Linked DNA regions of Homo sapiens: region 2 is linked to region 1. Evidence: read pairs that join two places in POLR2A ChIA-PET (ENCODE). Cell type or tissue: OCI-LY7. All regions are shown on one strand. Links, peaks and the distances in the headings refer to the core of each region. The heading gives the core; the rest is flanking DNA.

Region 1 (5,910 bases), core at 756-4,755:
AGTAAGTGCCCCAAGGTCACAGGTTGGTGAGTCACAGAGCTAGAGTTCACGCTCATAGTGGAGGGCCCGTGCTCTCGGAGCTATGGCTCCTGGTCTCTTACCTCACGCGTGTGCCTCACCCCACCCCTCAGTCTTCAGGCCTTCATCTAGGCAGCCCCCCGCCTCCACCCACTGCCCACGTCCCACCGATGTAGTTGTTTCCTGAGGCACTTCTCTTGTTTGGTAATGTCTTATGTCCTAGGAAAGAAGGCCCATAGGTGCTGCTGTATGAGCTTCCTCCGCTAGACAGAGCTGGCCCCAGCCTTTAGATGAGGTGTAGAAGGCTGGTTACCCGGGTCACCTGTAGCCGGCCACTGTGCAACACCATGGGCAGCCTAGGAGTTTCCAGAGTCCCCTCTCCCCAAGGTATTTCTTTTTTCATTTTTTAACTCCCTGCCCTCCAACATTTTATTATGAAAAACACCAAGTCTGAAGGTTACGTCCACCACGACTATCGTCTTAACACCGCTTGCTTCATCGTGTAATTCTCCATCTCCTTTCCCGTCATCTGTCCGTCATTGTCTGACTTTTTGATGTATTTCCAAGTACACATCAGTACACATCTCGAAATACTTCAGCATGCATACCATAGCTAGAGTTCAATATGTTTACAGGTTTGTCTTTTGATGTAAAATTTACCTGCTGTTGTTGGGAGTACATCTGCTGAGTATGGGCAGATGCGTATGCCTGCAACCCTAGCCCCCGTTGATATCCTACAACATTATCATCACCCCAGAAAGTTCCTTCATGCCCCTGCCCACTCAGCCTCACCGTGCTCACAGGCGGCCAGTGTTCTTTTTCTGACACAGATTGGTTTTGACTTCTGAACCGTCATATAAATAGAATTACATAGTATGTATGCTTTTGTATAAGGCGACTTTCACTTATCACGTTTTTGCATTTCGTTCATGCGGTTTTCATTCATGTGTATCAGTAGTTCATTTTTATTGCTGAGTAGTATCCCATCGTGTTCATACACCAGTGTGTTCACTCATTCTCTTACTGATGGGCAGCTGTTTCCAGTTTGGAGCTATTATAAATAAAGTTGCTATGAACATTTTACAAGTGTTTTCCAACATACGTTTTCATTTCTCTTGGGATTGGAATTGCTGGGTCATAGTGCAGGTGTTTGTGGTTTTATAAACAAAATAAATGCCTATGAAATTTCAATGAATATTTTATGCCCCAGAAAGAGTATTTTTCATGGTCTGTATCTGGATGTAGATATTTATTATTTTATTTTATTTTAATTTTTTTGAGACAGAGTCTCACTTTGTTGCCCAAGCTGGAGTGCAGTGAGTGGCATGCGATCTCGGCTCACTGCAACCTCCGCCTCCCAAATTTAAGCAATTCTCCTGCCTCAGCCTCCTGAGTAGCTGGGATTAGAGGCGCGTGCCACCACGCCTGGCTGATTTTTGTATTTTTAGTAGAGACGGGGTTTCACCATGTTGGCCAGGCTGGTCTTGAACTCCTGACCTCGTGATCCGCCCGCCTCAGCCTCCCAAAGTGCTGGGATTACAGACGTGAGCCACGGCGCCCAGCCGGGATGTGGGTATTTCTGGAATACAAAACATCCATAGCCCTCCTTTTACTCTCAAAGCAAAACACAGACACGCACATTCACATGCACACACCAGTGTGTCCGTGTCCTGTTGGTTTGCATGGAGTTTCTGTTTTGCCACGAAGCTTTTTGCCAGCCCTTTTCCCAAAGTGTTTGTACCATTTTATACTCCCACCAGTGATGTTTGAGAGGTCTGGTTGCTTCACATGTTTGCCAGTGTTTGGTGTATTAGTCTTTTTAGTTTTGGATATCCTGGTAGTTGTGTAGTGGTGTCTCCTTGTGGTTCTCCATGGGTTTTTATTCTATATTTCAGTTTGGGGAAAATGAATGAATGGAAGAAAAGAAGGGAGGAAGGATGAAGCAAATAGCTGTGCTTTGAGATCTGACACTGTATACTTCACAGCCCTGATGGACATTCTCCAAATTCTACTCCTTTTTCACATTTTCTTCTTAGAGTTTGCATTGTTCTTTTTATATTCTTCAGATTCCTTCTTTTGTTCATAATTACTTAAACCTATTCATTTTCTAATGCCTTTCAGTTGTTAATTTACTGAAGTTCTTTGGTGCTTACTAGTGCTGCTTGCTGTAGCTGCAGGGTCTGTCTCACAGTGAATTTTTTCTTTTGTGTTTTATAATTTTGGAAAGGGAGCTCATGTTAAATTTGTATTTGTAGGAATTCTGTCTGGCCTGGCTTGAGGTTGTTGTTTGCTTTAGCCTATAACCTCAGGATGGCATCAGCCTGTGACCACTTCCTGTGTAAAAGTTCATAGTTTAGGCGATCCTCTCAATTCAAAGTCTGTATCTATTTCAAGACAGGCCCAAGGTTATAAATTTGCACAAACTTTTTTTTTTTTTTTTTAATACCTTGTGCCCAGTCCAAGACAAATATGTTTGTTTGCCATGGGCTGCTTTTTTTCTAGTTCATCCTTTCATCAAAGGGTTGCACATTGAGCAGTGCCGTGTTAAGGGGGGATTCTTCATTCTACCTTCTTTTCTTGTATTCCTTGACCTCAGCTGGGCTTTAAACCTTGACTTCTGGATGGCGAGGTTGGCACTCCCCTGTGTGAGCTACTGCCTGCCTCCGGTGCTCTGTTTCTGTCCCTAGAGTTCTTTTCCTTTCCACGGAGTTTTGGTATGCATTTCAATGAATGTTTGTATTATGTTGTCCAACATACTTGTGTCCTTTATAGCTGGAGGGTTCTTAAAATTTTCTAATGCTCCATATTGCCAGAAATAAAAAGGCTGAGGGAATAAATATTATAGTCTTCTCTGATTCTTAAAAATATGAAAAATAGCTCATCAGATGACTGTAAGTCTATCCTCAGAAATCCAAGGCACACCAAGCATGTGGTGGAATGTTAACAAAAGTTTTTAAAAATGATCTTTTCTGCCAGGTACAATGGCTCACACCTGTAATCTCAGCACTTTGGGAGGCTGAGGTGGGAGGATCCCTTGATCTTAGGAGTTTGAGACCAGCCTGGGCAACATAGTGAGATCCCCCGGCCCCCCCATCTCTACAAATAATTAAAAAATCAGCTGGTCACGGTGGGGTGCACCTGTGGTCCCAGCTACTCAAGGAGGCTGAGGGAGGAGGATTGCCTGAGCCCAGGAGGTCGAGGCTCCAGTGAGCTATGATTGTGCCACTGCACTCCAGCCTGACTGACAAAGTGAGACCCTGTCTCCAAAGGAGAAAAAAAAAAACATATATATATATATATATATATATATAGTCTTGCCCTGAGGTTTTCTCTCTGTTTTCTTTACAGGGTACAGCTCTGCCGGGGGGGGAAAAAGTGGTACCATTTTGGGCGTTCTTGAGCTTCAGAATGCAACCAGACATGTCCTTGAATGTCATTAAGATGAAATCCAGTGACTTCCTGGAGAGTGCAGAACTGGACAGCGGAGGCTTTGGGAAGGTGTCTCTGTGTTTCCACAGAACCCAGGGACTCATGATCATGAAAACAGTGTACAAGGGGCCCAACTGCATTGAGTGAGTAGGGAGCAGGGGTGGGTGGGCTAAGTTCTGAGCGGGATGGGGACGTTGGCTGTTGTGGAGCCGTTGGCTGCTGCGGAGCCGTTGGTGGGTAGAGTGAGAGGGAGCCTGCCAAGATGTCAGGGTGACGATGGCTCTTCGGATTGTTATTGTCGCTGATGTGGACTCTGAGACTGGGTAGTGAAGGACTCTCACAGCTGGTAAGTAACAGAAGAGACATGAACAAGAAGGAAATAGAGAAAGACAAAGAGATAAGTGTGGTGGGGGGACAATGAAAAGGAAACAGGAGGATGGGTGAAGACAGACCTATTCACTCGCTTCACATTTTCAGTGAGGACCAGCCCTAAGTATAAAAATGAAAAGGCAGTTCATTCCTGAGAGGTTCTGAGAGCCTTCCCTTTAAAGCAACCAGTAGAGTGGTTTCACCTCTCTCCCTCCTTTGTCAGAGTGGTTTTGAGAGAGGCTGTTTTTTTTTTTTTTAATCGTTCTGTCCAGCACGGTCTTTTTTCAGGTTACCTTGCTGCTGTTCATGTACTTTTCATTCATTGATTCATTCATTCCTTCATTGATTTACATTTTTGGAGCATGCACTGCCAGTTACTGGGCAGGAGTACTGTGAGGAAGTGAGAAACCGCTCTGCCTTCTAACGCTTCTGGCCTGTGCCTGGAAGAGATCGGTACAGACCCAAGCATGACCCCAGCACGTGGGAGTGATGTGTTGGAGGTGTGCACCAGGCTCTTGAGGCGCTGGCTCTGCCAGCCTCAGCATAGCACCTTTCCTGCCCACAGGCACAACGAGGCCCTCTTGGAGGAGGCGAAGATGATGAACAGACTGAGACACAGCCGGGTGGTGAAGCTCCTGGGCGTCATCATAGAGGAAGGGAAGTACTCCCTGGTGATGGAGTACATGGAGAAGGGCAACCTGATGCACGTGCTGAAAGCCGAGGTAGAGAGGGCCCCTCCGCACGGGGATCCCCAGCGCTTGGGCCCTGGCTGTCTGTTATGGCTCCCCTTGGGGTGTTTGTTTGCAGCTCGTTAGCATCAAATTTGCAAATTGCTTGGTAGTTTGAATTTTCTTTTCCTTTTTTTATAGAGACAAGGTCTTGCTATGTTGCCCAGGCTGAACTCCAACACCTGGTCTCAAGTGATCCTCCCACCTCAGCCTCTCAAGTAGCTGGGATTACAGGCTGGATTTCCTGAAGTCAGTTTCTCCTTAAAACATCTATGCCTTGATTGGGCTCCGTGGGTCACTTCTGTAATCTCAGCACTTTTGGCAGGAGGATCACTTGAGCCTTGGTGCTCAAGACCAGCCTGGATAACACAGTGAAATCCCCTCTCTACAAAAAATAAAAGGTGCATGTGAACAGAGCAAGACCCTGTCTCTGAAAAAAAGAGAAAATCTTCCTTGCCTTTTACTGCCCTGAGAGTGGTCTCTTCATCCTCTCGATCCTGTGGACAGTCCTCCATAGTCTGTGTCTTAGGAATGTGATTGGCTGTTTACCATACCTGTCCGCTGCTCTGCAATCTACAGTTCAGAGACAAGCCCTGTCTTCATGATGCAGACATCATCTGATGTAGAGTATATGCATGATGGGATGACATTAAATATGGATTAATGAAAGGATATACACTATAAATGACCGTGAGAGCAGATAGAATATTAGTGGTTGCACTTTGATACCATTCAACAAAGTTTTATTTTAAATTAAATATAGAAATTATTGGCAACAACACTGGATAGGATTTAAAACAAAAATAAAAATTGTTTACCAAAGTCAAATGATTTGAAAACATTTTTAAAAGCTTATGTGCCTGTTAAGATGAAGGCCTTGCGCTAGTTGCTCATGAATCAATAGCTAATATGACGTAGGAGAGTAAAAGGAGGCAGATAGCTAAATAAGTGGTATGGTGTGATGGGGTTTTTTTTTTTTCTTTTGTAAGAGAACAAGGTCTCACTGTGTTGCCCAGGCTGGAGTGCAGTGGCACAATCATAGTGCACTGCAGGCTTGAACTCCTGGCCTTAAATGATCCTCTCACCTCAGCCTCCTGAGTAGCTGGGACTATGGGCATGAGCCACTGCACCCAGCTGTGTGGTGGTATTTTTTTTTTTAGAGGAGTCTCGCTCTGTCGCCCAGGCTGGAGTGCAATGGTGCAATCTCGGCTCACTGCAACCTCCACCTCCCTGGTTCAAGCAACTCTCCTGCCTCAGCCTCTTGAGTAGCTGGGATTACAGGCGCCTACCACCATGCCTGGCTATTTTTTTAATTTTTAGTAGAGACAAGTTTTCACCATGTTGGTCAGGCTGGTCTCGAACTCCT
Region 2 (5,910 bases), core at 1,124-5,123, 150 kb after region 1:
AGGAACATATTTGTTACCTGCAAGGAACAACAGTGACTTAGACCCTCAGGCAAGGACCTCTGCAGAGAAGGGCTTGGCGCCTGCTGCCATCATGCAGATGTTGCCCCAAACAAAGGGAGACCCACCATCAGGTTCTCAAAGGGCTCTGTTGGCATAAGGAAGCCCAATGAAATACTGCAGGGAAAGAGCGGGGATCCTAAACTGAATAGTCCACCCTCTCCCAGGGCCACACCCCTGGGGTCCCACGCAAGGGAAAGGGGAGAAGGTGGAAAAACTGAAGGGAGTGGGGGTGGGGCAAGGGTGATTACCAGTGGCTTCATTGTAGTAAACATTGATTCTCTCCAGCTGCAAATCACTGTCTCCATGGTAACTGCCAGTGGGGTCAATCCCATGCTCATCACTGATGACCTCCCAAAACTGAGACAGAAAGGCTGCATTTAGCCATGAACGATGCCCCCAGAAACGCCAAGGCTCACAATGAAATGTCCCCGACTCAGTTCCGACAACCCAACATTTCAGGAGCTTGAAGCTTTAAAGGGCGTCGTGACCCGGGCACAGCCGCGGGGCTTGTATTTTGCAGGTTCAGAAAGTTGAAACTGGGCGTTTCCCAGGCAAACAGCTGCCGCTCGCGGGGGGAGGTAGGGGTCGAGGGGGTAAGGACCAGCCAAAGCCGGGCAGTGGCGGAGCTTGGCGCACTGGTCGCAGCCCCAGGCTGCGGCAGGAGGCGAGGGCACAGGGACTGCAGCCCGCCAGGAGCGGGTGGGCGGGGAAAGAGGAACGCAAAGGAGCTAAAGGACCGCGGTTTTAGATTCAAAGCACGTCCTGAGACCGCAAGACAATCGCTCTCCTCCCCTCCCCCGGCAGCTCGACTCCGGTTCAAGCGAGTACAATTAATCCTCCTGGTGTCCCAGCCCCTCGCGCGGAGCGCCGCGCACAGCCTCGCGGACACACCCTCGTCTTCTCCAGGCACGCGTGCCTGCCAAGCAGCCAGCGCGGAGGGAGGCCGAGGGGGTGACGGGGACTCCAAATGAGTTACAGCAGAAAGAAAGAGAGGTGCCCCCTCCGTCCGCGAAAGTCACCTCCTAGCCCAGGCCACACTCGGCGGCACAAAGCGGCCAGGAAGGTCTGCATTTGGCGATCCCCAGGCCTTCCCAGGACCGCGCCTGGGGACCCCGAGGGGCTCTCGGCCCAGGTTCGCGCCCCCATTGGACCCCCTCCGCTGCGGCGCGCCCACCTTGGCGCCGATCTGGTTGCCGCACTGGCCCGCCTGGATGTGCACGATCTCACGCATGGTGCCTCGTCAGCGTCCTCCTGGTCCGGCGGCGTCTGGGTCTGTCCGTCCTCCCCTCACACACCCACTGCGGGGTCACCGGGAAGGCGCTCGGGAACCGACGGGCTGAGAGCGCCGGCCCCGCGGGCTCCGGCTTTTATGCAAGGAGGGTGGGGCGGCCGGCACAGGCCGCGCCCCCAGCCCGAGCCCCCCAGTCCCCTTCGCGCTGGCGCTCTCCAGGCCCGGCTGACGTAATGCTCCGAGCCCTAGGGACCGTCCGGGGGGCTGGACCACCGGCCCGCGGCCAATCAGAGCGGGCGTGCCGACCGGGAGAGGGGTGGGGGCTACCGGGAGTATGGTGGGGGCGTGCGCATTGTCTGGGGCTGTGGTGGGGGTCTGGGTATGGGGATATGGGGGAACAGTGAAGAAAAGGAGGGTGAGAGGGCGGCGAGGCGAGGGCCACCAGCGCGTCCTGACCGGGGTGGGGGCAGAGCTGGCACCGGATGGGAACGATGGAGGACTGGAGCATGTGGAGAAGCCGTCAGGTGCTCCAGTGCCGGCAGGTGGGAGGGCTGAGGTGGCACAGGCTGCTCCGCCACCTCGGACTGCGGCTCCTACTCGGCCACTGGCCAGAGTCCCTCCAGCCAACTGCCCCTGGTGAGACCACCGTCTTTTTCCTCAACCCTGGAGGCCAGCGACTGCCCAGGCGGCGCTCCGTCTCACAGAGGCCTGGGGGAGGACAGGTGGCCCCAGAAGGAAGTCGTGCTTGATGGCAACCGGGACACCTGCGGCCCATGAACACCAGCGCGGCCTCCGCCCCCGCCCCAGCGTGGGCCTGCTTTCTCCTTTGTCTGTCTTGGGCTGGTAGCTCCTCTCACTGCGCCGCAGCATCTAGGGGTGAAGCGACCTCGGAGCCCCTCAGCCCTGCCCGACCCTCTCCGGGAGTGCATAACGCCCCTGCTGGTACCCAGGAGCCCTCTGCCCCGGGGGTTGACTTTTGTTGCTCGCTAGTGATGGAGTGGGAGTGGCCGGTGGCGCTGCACTGACCGTCCGGAGGGCAGAAAGAGGGTGGGGTCCCGGGGGCGGGGCTGTCGGCGGAACAAAGGGCTCTCAGAAACGTGGGATACGCTGTGTAACCCAGTATTTAAAACCACACGACAGGCGCCCCACCCCCCCACCCCGCCCTCGGATTCAGTTCATCTATTGTCAAGTAAGAGGGTGGGTTCCAAGGGTGGCCCAAGCCCGAGTAACAAACTTTCTTATCTTCCATCGCGGCGACCTGGAGGTCCGAGGCTTCGTGCTGCGGTTGAAGGGTGGGGAATACGACTAAAAACTGCAGCCCAGCGCGCGCGAGACGACCCAAGACCCACGCGCACTCGCACGAGCGCGTGCACAGACTTGGAGCACAGACCCTCCCTTCAGATCCGCAGTCTCTAGGTACTGAGGCAGGAACTGGTCTCTTTGTTACTTTTCGCGCGCGCGTGTGTGTGTGTGTGTGTGAGAGAGAGAGAGAAAGAGAGAGAGAGAGAGACTAATCCTGCGTGCGTTTGAGGGCGGGAGGGGAAAGGGTGTCAGAAACGTTCACTGCACAACCTGTTCCCTGCAATTCGATGACTGAAGCGCGCCGCCCCACACTTCGGAAGGGCCGTTGGCGAGGTGACGTGACCTCTTTCATCCCCTGGCGAGAAAGGCCGAATGACCCGGGCGCACGCGGCGGAGCTCAGCCTGCAGCTGTTGAGCGAGACCCTCCCAGAACTATCAGCAAGCTGTCATCGCCTCCCTTTCCCGCTGTGGGGTGGAGGGTGGGGGGTTCAAGTCGATTCCAATGTACAAAGAGAAGTAGCGAGAACAAAAGCCCAGGCGCCCCCAAACATCCAGGGCGCCCAGACTGGAGCTCGCCGGCCGGTATTCCAGACCCGGCCGGCGTGCCCGGGTGAGGGTGGGGTCTACCGAGAGGCAGAGAGCAGCGGAGGGTCTGTCCACATGCCCTGCTCTCCCGGTACCAAGGTCTCGGGGCCTGACCTCCGAGTTTCTAATCCAGATCCTGCAGATGCCGAAACGTCGAGGGCTAGCAATTCCCAAGGTCATACAGCAAGTTGAGGACAGGGCTCGGACTGGAATCTCGTCTTTTGGGCACACCAGACCTCAGGGAAAGTGACCGCATCTCGGCCAAAAGGGCTGTGGCAGGTGTCAGCCTCGAGGTGGCGGCTCTGGTGGGACCAAGCTGCGCCGGAAGGAACAGAGCTAGGGCGGCACCCGCGCGGCGAGTGTAGACACACTCGGAGCGGTCACCCCCTCGCTGCGAGCTCCCAGGAGCAACCCTGATGCTCAGCGCTGGGGGGTGGGGTTGGGGGCCGCTCAGCTCCATGCTGAGTAACTTGAGCTGGCCGCCTGCCTCCTTCATCTAACCAATTCATTTCTCAGCTTCTGTTTCCGAGCCAAATCTCCATTCAGTGCCCGGGTGAAAACGCGTGTTCAAGATCATATAGATAGATGAAAAGACCCTTTCCTCTCAGGTTTCTTTTAAAGGGGTTGGTTTGGGATAGGATGAGGCTGGAAATCATCCTTCTGAAAGCCCAGAGTGCCCTTGGGGACACTTTTGGCCCAAGATCTGCTTTCCTTTCAAGCATTTTGCTCGAATTGTCCCCACACCCCTGCCCCTTCCGGGCAGCCAGTCTTGTTAACCGGTCTACATCGCACCCCCACCCCCACCCCCACTGGAATTGTGATGCTGCACATTTTTATTTTCACAAGGAGCCGATTTTGTGTTAAAATGTTGACAACAGCCACACCTTTCCCTGAAGTCTTTCAGTTTATCTGATAACCCTTAAACAAAAAAATCATTCTTAATCCATGTAGCTCGCATAAAGAGACTGGTACCCGGCTTTCAAAGAAAAAAAAAGTCGTTTTCAGTTGGGTCCCCAGCATTTCTGTCTATTCATTATATGCAATGCGTCTCAATCTAGGTCATCGTATATCAGGCACGAAGATTTCGGGGCAACATATTTCATGATCTCTTAATGTTAGTCTTGATGATGTACTAACATTTAAAAATTTTCCCTTCCAGAGACAATTGTAGAAATATTGCTGCATAAAATACAATTCAACATTTGTTTTATACGTAATCTATTGCGTGACTGAGGTGAGCAAGATATCCCTTAAACTATTAAAATTATATTTGCTTTCACAATTTTCAGATTACTTTCAACGGCATGTCCTCAAGTGAATTTGCATTTCTCTATTACACACACAGTCATTGTTTGAAGAAGTCTGATAGAAAAGAGGCTTTATATAGTAGTAAATTTTTAAAGCACTGTTTTCATAATGTAGCATATATTTTTGACACATTTATTGAAATTACTAGACATTTAGCATTAGGGTTCTTCACTGCTTGCCAGGATTCACCGCTTAAAACCCCAAAAACCCAGCCCGCAGCCCCCATAGCTGGCTCTGCAGCCGAGATGCACGCGGTTTCCTAGGCAACCGACACTTAGCCAATGAATGAAGAGGAGTTGAAAGAAAGAGACTGCAAATCCATCATTATTTCCTTACACACACACACGCACACACACACACACACACACACACACACACATCACCTCTTCTCATAGCTCTCCATTTAGAAATATTGGAAAGCTACCAATCCTAGCATTTATGTAAAAGAGCCAAATGCCCGGGGCATGGGGGCTAGGAAGCGGTCGCAGCCCCATACTGTGACTGCGGAAAGGACACAGTGGAGGAAGCTCCCGGGATCCGCCAAGATCTGCGCCTTCTCAGCTTTGTCGCTCCCCAGTTTCTATTCCATTGCCCTCCCCCTTCCCCCCAGGCCTTCCCTCCTCCGCCTGGGAAGCCAGCGGCCCCGGCGGAGCTGCCCGGCACTGTTTAGTCGCAGGGGCTGCGGGGTGGCAGCCTCAGAGCCCTGTCCTTCCGCAGCCGTGGGCCCCGCAGGGACCAGCCAAGCAGGGCAACCAAAAGCTGGAACCAGCAGCGAAAACCCCGAGCCCACGAACGCAGCGCAGTGCGGGAACACTTGCCCTTTGTTCCTCAGTAAGGCCGGGTGTTTTCGCATCCCCGGAGGTTGTGAATTTGAGTTATAATGGCCTCGGTCGGGACTGAGAGAGCCGAGCTTCCACGAGAGAGCTTTGCCTGCTTTGTCCTACAAATCGGCGGAGGGAGTAGCATCCTGGCTTTTCTAGGGCGCCATTTCCCTGCTACAGGCAATCTCCCCTCCCCCACGCTGTCAATGATTTGTGGGATTCTTAGGCAGGCGGGGCAGGCCGAGCCCAGGGAATGCACGCTGAGTCCTAGACACAGAGCCAGGCCGGGTGGAAAACAAAAAGAGAAGAAGTGATTATGAAATAATAAGACGGACCGTGTGCCCCTTGCAAGGTGCGGCCTGCGAAATCAACAGACTTATAAATAAGGTCTGGTGGAAGCGCAGGAGCGCACGCGGGAGGCTATGGCGGGGGAACCTCTGTGAGTTCCGCGGCGGAGGCTAGAACATCGCTGTGGCTGCGGGACCCTCACCCGGCGCTGAAAACCCTCCACATCAGCTCCTGCTCGGAAATGTCTCCGCAGCTCACCAGTGCTTTTCGAAATCTGCCCAAGACCTTTGTTTGCCATTTAAATGAAATGAAAAC

Evidence for each region. Peaks named below come from ENCODE experiments on the same cell type or tissue, not always from the same donor. Only the 100,000 strongest peaks of a DNase experiment are listed, where the experiment ranks them.
Region 2: POLR2A ChIA-PET joins it to region 1 with 5 read pairs; 6 of 35 experiments call an interaction of 5 or more read pairs at or near these places.

Annotation. Positions count from the first base shown.
Region 1 is chr6:3,073,398-3,079,307 of GRCh38, forward strand. It overlaps RIPK1 (receptor interacting serine/threonine kinase 1), which reads left to right. Exons shown (of 11, transcript NM_001354930.2): 2 at 3,367-3,590; 3 at 4,382-4,538. The coding sequence starts at 3,427. Among named protein-coding and RNA genes, the nearest start is that of RIPK1, 7.9 kb to the left of the region's middle. RefSeq lists enhancers at 264-763, 3,958-4,932. In OCI-LY7, for the core only: no CTCF peak of the experiment used is centred there; a DNase peak (open chromatin) is centred at 2,354; H3K4me3 peaks cover 1,761 bases; H3K27ac peaks cover 1,468 bases.
Region 2 is chr6:3,226,253-3,232,162 of GRCh38, forward strand. TUBB2B (tubulin beta 2B class IIb) reads right to left here and starts at 1,401. Exons shown (of 4, transcript NM_178012.5): 1 at 1,235-1,401; 2 at 309-417; 3 at 1-17. The coding sequence starts at 1,291. It overlaps LOC100422781 (a long non-coding RNA gene), which reads left to right and starts at 5,151. Exons shown (of 2, transcript NR_147505.1): 1 at 5,151-5,910. RefSeq lists enhancers at 384-1,044, 1,045-1,703, 2,999-3,555, 5,548-5,910 and a silencer at 1,308-1,597. In OCI-LY7, for the core only: a CTCF peak has its summit at 3,452 (motif pointing right); a DNase peak (open chromatin) is centred at 3,479; H3K4me3 peaks cover 1,635 bases.